Regions from separate parts of the Mus musculus genome. Here regions 2 and 3 are each linked to region 1. A link is a loop called in an ENCODE intact Hi-C map of the cell type or tissue named here. Cell type or tissue: left cerebral cortex. All regions are shown on one strand.

Region 1 (2,500 bases):
ACTAACACACGCTAAAGAGGAAAACAAGGATCAGAGAAGTCCTGGTACATGTCACATGACAGCCACATGACTCATTGACTGGATTTAGTCATATTGAGTTCTTGGAGTCTTCCATTCCACATAGAGACTTCAGTCGACCTGCTCAGCACAGACTCTGAGGAGGCTCTTTCCACAAAGCCCTTGAGTGACTCCCTCTAGTTATGGTCACACCAGATTCTTTGGACTAAGCGAGAGAAGATGTCTCAGAGCATCCATGTGTCATTCAAGATATGAGGACTGGGACAAGGCTGACACTGGACACAGCTGGCTTTGAACTTGGGTGGAGACATGAGTGGTGGTGGGGGAGAGGCTGTAGTGTCCTCAGTACAGTTCTAAGGAGGTTCATCCCACCCTTGCCCAGGACATGGTGCCATAAGCTCCCTGAGAGGCAGGATTCATGATTGTATCAGAGGAAGTGGCTCCATTCTCCCTGAGTGACTTGTGCAGAGGCATCTTCCCATTTCCTTAGCTTTCCTGGCATTGATTGCCTAGTTCATGCTTCACTGTAGCTGGCTATCAGCCTGCCCTCTCCCATCTCTGTTTCTCTGCCTTCCTCACAGTCCTCATGGTCCTCAGATCCCTTGACCTGAGCCAGACACAATCTCTCATGGTCTGAGGACATATCCATAGTACCCTTAAAGACACTAAGGCACAGAGCCTTTGGGATTCATTGGCCCTACATGGAAGGTCTAGTGCTATGGTCTCTTTCAAAAAGAGTTGGTGTGTGTGTGTATTTAAGTTTCATCTCAAGTAGCCCAAGGTGGTCCTTGAACGTTTTATATAGCCAAAAATGACCATGAATGACTACAGATCCTCCTGACTGAATTTCCCATGAGCAGGGATTACAGGTGAGCATCATCATGCCCCTTTATCTCCTGTTGGATATAAAATATTTGGTTCTATGCCTGCCAGGAAAGCTCTACCACATGAAGCAAATTCTTAGGTGCAGTTAGGTCTGAGAGGATGTCCTCCTGGTCATGAGCCCTCACCTCCAGATTTCATCTGCCTTTCCTTTACTCTCAAGGGCCTCTAGTTAAACAGTGACTCAATTGCTAATTCACCCAAGAAGGGACTGAACGTGACAAGACTGTCATATGTCATTTTCTTAACCTCAGCATTTTTACACAACAGACCCTGGTGAGCTCTACAGGATTCCAGCTGTCCCTTGTGTCCTGCTCCACTGCTGCCACCTGCTGGCTTCTTAATCCAAATTCACGTGCTCTCTTCTGGTTTCATGTTTTGGACTTAATTGAATTCCTATTTGAACCCTTCTGTGAGAAGAAACAAATATATCTCTCTGAGTTTGAAGTTAACCTGGTCTATTTATCTAGTTTCAGGGCAGCAAGCACTACATACTAAAAATTGTCTCATCCTAGACGTAACCAAACCGAACAAACAAACAAGCAAAAAACAAGAAAAATAAAACCAAAAAAACAAACAAAACCACAGAAAATCAAAACGAAAAAAAAAAAAAAAAAGTCAAAATGCCAAGAAACCAAGCAAAGAAACCTCAGGTTGACAGTCAAGTAGAATGGTGTCCCTAATCATAATGCCTGAGGTTGTCAACTGGACTCCATCCATATGAGCACACTTATTTATATATGCGTGCACCTGAGCATGCACAAGGGCACACACACTCACAAAACACACTCTTTCTCTTTCTCTTTCTCTTTCTCTTTCTCTTTCTCTTTCTCTTTCTCTTTCTCTTTCTCTTTCTCTTTCTCTTTCTCTTTCTCTCTCTCTCTCTCTCTCTCTCTCTCTCTCTCTCTCTCTCTCTCTCACACACACACACACACACACACACAGAAAGAGAGAGAGGGGGGGGGAACCATACAAGGCACCTTTAACAGTTGATCACCTTCCATGACTTGACCCAGTCTTCATCTTCCCTGAGCCTCCCTCAGACCACACTCAGTGACTCTTCAGATTCTAGTTCCTGACCATCCACAGCATTCAGATTCTCTGCTTTTTATGCCCAAATTGGTCATCCTATGGCAATGGTGAGAGAGAACAGGCTTAAGGCATCCTATTTCTCTCTGAACCCTTCCATTCGAGAAACATTCCCTGTTGGGAACTAAAAAGGGGGCCCTGGGAAAGGGGGGAGCCCACATCCCACCAGAGTTTTCCCTATCCTCTGGTCTGTCAGGCATGGGAGAGCTGCCATACACTTTCCACTCAGCCCTGGGTGGGCATTCCTCTATCCCATTCTTCAGGGGGTGGCCAAGGGGCAGCCCTACCTGGGATTCCTGGAGCTACCTTGCTAAAACCCCGGGGTTATAGGAGAGAGGGATGAGGGAAGAGGTTCCCAACACCTGCGAAAGTGCACGCAGCAGATCTTGACTGGAGCACAGGAAGGCCTTCTAATGGGAGATTCGAAACAGCTCATTAGGAGAAAGCCTGTTCCCATCCTCCAAGCATAGTGGGCCTTGATGAGCAGAGACACTCTATGGTTTTAGAGCTT
Region 2 (2,500 bases), 230 kb before region 1:
GACAGCTGGCTGCCATCCCAGCATTCTGAGACAGGTCAAAGCCGGAACCTGAGCTGCATGGTGAGATGCACAGCAGTGCCCTCTCTCTAAAACAAACAAAAGAAAATGAAAAAAGAAAAAGGAGGTGGGGAGAAGAACAGGGTGGAAGATAGGCTAAGAAGTAGGAAAAAAAGAAAAACTTCCACATGACTGACATGTTGTCTTTTGCTTTGTTTTTGTTTTGGCAAGATTTAAGAAAAAAATCTGGCCAGGTGTGGTGGCGCACGCCTTTAATCCCAGCACTTGGGAGGCAGAGGCAGGCGGATTTCTGAGTTTGAGGCCAGCCTGGTCTATAGAGTGAGTTCCAGGACAGCCCGGGCTACACAGAGAAACCCTGTCTCAAAAAAACAAACAAACAAACAAACAAAACAAAACAAAACAAAAAACAAAAACAAAAAAAAAAACAAACAAAACAAAACCAAAAAAAAAACCAAAAAACCAAAAAGAAGAAAAGAAAAAATCTGGTACTAAAGTATCTTGGCATCTTGCTCCCTGCACACAAAGAAAGCCAATGTTTCACATTTGGTAATGCTGAGCTTGCCATGTGAAGATGCCCTCCAGGTCTTGGTTTCTGAAAATTCCTTAAATAGTCATAAAATCAAAAAGTATGTGGGTAGAAAAACAGGCCTAATTTAACACTTTCATAGAAAAAAAAAAAAAACTTTAAAAAGGCTACCTAAAGCAGGGTGTGGTATGTACACCTTAATCCCAGCACATGGAAGGTAGAGGCAGGAGGATCTCTGAGTTAGAAGCCAGCATAGTCAACAGAGTTCCAGGACAGACAGGGCAACACAAAGAAACCCTGTTTTGAAAAATAACAAAAAAGCAAAACCAAAGCTATCTAAAGGTTGTTTTGTTTTGTTTTTAAAGATTCATGTATTATTTTATGTCTAAGAGTACACTGTTGCTGTTTTCAGACACACCAGAAGAGGGCATAAGATCACATTACAAATGGCCATGAGCCACCAAGTGGTTGCTGGGATTTGAACTCAGGACCTCTGGAAGAGCAGCCAGTAGTGCTCTTAACCACTGAGCCATCTCTCCAGCCCCTATCTAAAGGTTTAACTCAACTGACAAGATGGCTCAGTGGGTAACAAATGCAACCGACCTGCTGCCTGTTTTGAGACTGGTGTCCATGTAATGGAAGGGAAGCAGTCAACTATGCCAACTATCCTTTGACTCACACACACACACACACACACAGAGTAAAAAAATAAAAACCTAACTCTCGAAGTCTAGCAGCAGGCTTTTGGTCACTTCCCAATTTTTCCCTCCTTTATGCGAATTCTACAGTTTATAAGTCCCCCCCCCACACACACACACTCCCTTAATCAGCCTCAAATTCATTCTGTGCAAGACGAAGTGTAAACAAATCAAACTATCACAGATTGCATCAAATGAACAGCAATTATTACCTTGTAGTAGATAATGCCCTTAAGACACTCTGCACTTGGAAACTCCAAGCTGAAGTCGTGGTGGTGCATACCTGTAATTACAGCACTGAAGAGAACAGAGACAGGAGGATCACCAATTATACACCAGTGTAGGCCATACAGTAAGACCCCGTCTCAAACCGAGCAAACTAATTTTCAAAAAGCTTCCAGGCAGGCCAATAATTCTGAAGAGCATAACTACTGGGCAGATCTAGTAGCTCAGAGTGAGCCAAATTCTGCATCATTTCAATAGCCCTGAACCAATACTCAGTCTCTCTTCAGAAGCCTTCCACCACTTGAAAAACAATTTTCCTGTATTGATTTTGTTGTTGTTGTTCACAATTCTTTAAGTGTCCCCTTTCAACAGATTTCCAACTATGTCAGCCACCAAATAAATCAATCACCTTTCTATCCTATACGCGTTTTACAAACGATCGTCTAAAAATCTTTCCAGACTTGAGCAAATCCTTGTCCAGTGCGCACAAAGCCCACCGGGACCAATTCCCCGCCTGGACTGGACAAGACTCAAGACTGAGGAGATTCGGGTTTTCAGAGGTTTCTACACTTGGGCTTATTCTTAACAATTAGTTCTGAGTTTAGATCTCAGGGCTCTTGCTGGGGAAGAAAGAGGGCAGTTTCCGTCAGGTAACAGACAATAACGGAGAGACTAGAAATGCGATTCCGGAAGCAAAAGAATCAGGGTTTTGTTCCAGGGAGCCCTCGGGGGTGGAAAAGCCTTTCCTTAGAGCGGGCGCCGACGACGGCTGGGCGGGGCGCTCCTCCTCAATCTCCCAGAACCACCATGGAGGAACTCCCCGAACCAGAACCACAGTCGCTAAACCCGTCCCACCCTCTCGAAATCTTTTGGCCAACGCTCCCCGACCGCTAGGCTAACCTGGGACTCGCAGGCTCACCGTGACTCAGAACCGCTTTGGAGTCTGGAATCCTCACAGCGGCTGAACGACAGCACCACCGGAAGCGCGTCAGAGCCCCGCCCCTCTGGAGGGGGAGCAGCCGCCCCTCTAGGA
Region 3 (2,500 bases), 200 kb before region 1:
CATTTCAAGTTTGAAGAACCTTTTTGAGCAAAGGTAGTTAATTTTATGGATAATAAAACTGACAGTTGGCAAATGTCTAATCTCATCTAAGGTCATTAAGCTGATCAATCTCCTACTGGCCCAGTGTGGTTTCTCCCAGATACCCTTCACGTCTCACTCATTGCAATCAAGCAAGGTGAACTAACACTCCACTAATCTCCCAGATAGCACAGTTAAACAGGCTTAAACCAGCAAGAGGTCTTGAAGCATTGCATAAAGCTGACAGCCGGCTGTTAATTTCTACTAGATCTTTTAACCACCGTCAAGCCGCCAGCGCTTTCGCTCAGCGTTGGGAGATGGAAAGACAGAAAAGCAAGTGATCCGGAAATGTTTTCGGAACCTCAAACCTGTACAGAGCTCAAGGTCTTCCGCGTCGTTTATCTCAAGATTCTCAAGGACCCAAGACGCCCGGAGAAGTAAACGACAGCAATAAAACGAAAACCACACAAAACACTTTCCCCTGCAACCACAGCAAATGGCGACAGGAGGGGGGGAGGGGGAGAAGAATCCAGACACGGGGATCACGTCCATTTGTGATCTTGTCCTCAGAAATGTTATACAAGGATGATGACATGAAAGAGCTCCCCACTGACCCCAGAGATTCGAGCACCGCCGGGACCCCGCAGGGCTCCTTTCCAAGTCCCCCCGGGTGGTCACACGGTCCACCCTCGCAGCCCGCCCGTCCTCCGAGAGTCCGCCATGAGACTCACCGTGAGTCTCCGGAGCGGCCTGGGGACGCCGGGCGACCAAGCACAGCTTGCTCTGGGTTCAACCCGACCGAAGGGCACTGCACACCGACATAGGCCCTCCCAATACCTCGCCACAGGCACAATGAGTCACAAAGACCGGAAGTAGGTCAGCACCTCATCTTCCGGGATCGAGTTGAGCTTCCGGGTCTCCTCTAGGAACACGGGAGGACTTTGCATCTCGGTTTCTGAATTTCTTGTTCCGAGTCTCCCTACCCAACACCCCCCCCCCCCCAGCCCTGATTGCCTGTCTTCAATTCCAGAGGTGACAGATAGAGATAAAGTGATCCTGTTTAGGGTGTTCAGGTTTTTTTTTTTTCCTGATGTAGTATTTTTCAGCTCTATATTTGTTACTTTCTTCCCCATCTTTTCCATCTTGGGCAGTTATCAATAATAGTAATTGTATGCCTGTGGCAGAGAAGCTGAAGCAAGGGTGTAGATGGAGTTAGATCAAAGCCAAGCCAGGGGTGTCTGGTTTCACAGATCAGCCCTGGTGAGGTTTGCCAGTTGAGTGCATGGTGTTTCCAGATATGTGGCCCGAGGATAAAAGACTATCTTTCAGTAAACAAGCTACTTACACTGGTTCTGTAGAATATGCTATTATAGCACTTTAAAAGGATCTTTCAGAGGAATTACAGACGCTCAACAATTACTGCCTTTATCTCTTTGCCTTGTGGGCAATACAGAAATGAGGCTCCACCTTATAGAAGGCTCTATATCAAAGGCAAGTCCACAAGGAAGAGACCATACAGCATGGGGGAGATAACTTTATAAAACAATACTCCAAAATTAAAAAGCAATTGAAGTATTGTTCCTTTTTTATTAATTGATTATTAATTAATTCACTTTACATCCCAATATCAGCCCCCCTTCTCCCAGTGATAGGTTATTTCTCCGCCAGTGAAACGAGCCCATTCAGGCTAGATTATATTATAATAAAGGCAGGTTTATTGGGAAGCTGCTCTTGGTAGAGTTCACTGGCCCCAAGGATTGAGGCAGGAGAGTTGCAATGGGAGGGGAGGCAGAAAGAGAAAGGGCTTACATGCAGAGAAAGAAGAGAAGGAGAAGGAGGAGAGCAAAATGTTTGGATTATAAAGGGAAGAGTCTCTGGGGAAGGGCAGCCCAAGCCCTGGGATGGAAAGTTCAAGGCTGGGGGCAGGGTATACCAGGTAGGATCTGAGGGATGCTGGGAGAACCTGAAGACCAGGTCTGTTTTGATATGTAAAATATTCATCTCAGTCCCCTCTTCTGGGGTCCAAAACCAAACACCCAAAACCGCCTTAGGCAAGTCATCCTCCAATTCCACCTTCCCCTATTTGCAGTATTGTTAAAGGAAACAAGGAGCCAGCCATTCACTTGGAGAAGTAGGAGAAACCTTTATTCATGCATGGACTACAAAGCACGCTTGTGCTTTGAAGGGTTCAGTCCCCTTGGCAGTTTCTTACAGCTTTTTGTAGGTCAGGTAGTGGGGTTGTCATCCATGTCTTTGTGACAATCTTAGAGTGGACTCTGATCCCCTTAATCATTAAAGGGAATTTAGTTAGGCACGTTTACAGGAACAAATAGCTAGCTAGGTAGATAATAATACACAAACACTTGGCAGGTAGCAATAAAATATACAAGCATTTGCAAATAACAACACATTTTGGCTGGTAAAAGATGTTTATCTTAGCAAACATAAATGGTATCTGCAACATGACCTTTGTCTGCTGTGA

Evidence for each region. A loop is a pair of places that touch in the nucleus more often than their neighbours do. Peaks named below come from ENCODE experiments on the same cell type or tissue, not always from the same donor. Only the 100,000 strongest peaks of a DNase experiment are listed, where the experiment ranks them.
Region 2: it touches region 1 in a loop (2.6-fold over the local background); 1 of 42 quality-filtered maps calls a loop at or near these places.
Region 3: a loop joins it to region 1, with 2.6 times the contacts of the local background. A loop is called at or near these places in 1 of 42 quality-filtered maps.

The regions. Positions count from the first base shown.
Region 1 is chr5:137,884,798-137,887,297 of GRCm38, reverse strand. No RefSeq gene overlaps it. Among named protein-coding and RNA genes, the nearest start is that of Pilrb2, 14 kb to the right of the region's middle. In left cerebral cortex, a CTCF peak has its summit at 1,242 (motif pointing left); a DNase peak (open chromatin) is centred at 1,219.
Region 2 is chr5:138,116,875-138,119,374 of GRCm38, reverse strand. Zscan21 (zinc finger and SCAN domain containing 21) reads right to left here and starts at 2,470. Exons shown (of 5, transcript NM_011757.3): 1 at 2,368-2,470; 2 at 1,455-1,539. In left cerebral cortex, CTCF peaks have their summits at 972 (motif pointing right) and 2,375; DNase peaks (open chromatin) are centred at 1,654 and 2,401; H3K4me3 peaks cover 1,229 bases; H3K27ac peaks cover 949 bases.
Region 3 is chr5:138,083,481-138,085,980 of GRCm38, reverse strand. Zkscan1 (zinc finger with KRAB and SCAN domains 1) reads right to left here and starts at 897. Exons shown (of 6, transcript NM_133906.4): 1 at 750-897. In left cerebral cortex, no CTCF peak of the experiment used is centred here; DNase peaks (open chromatin) are centred at 321, 896 and 1,224; H3K4me3 peaks cover 1,256 bases; H3K27ac peaks cover 865 bases.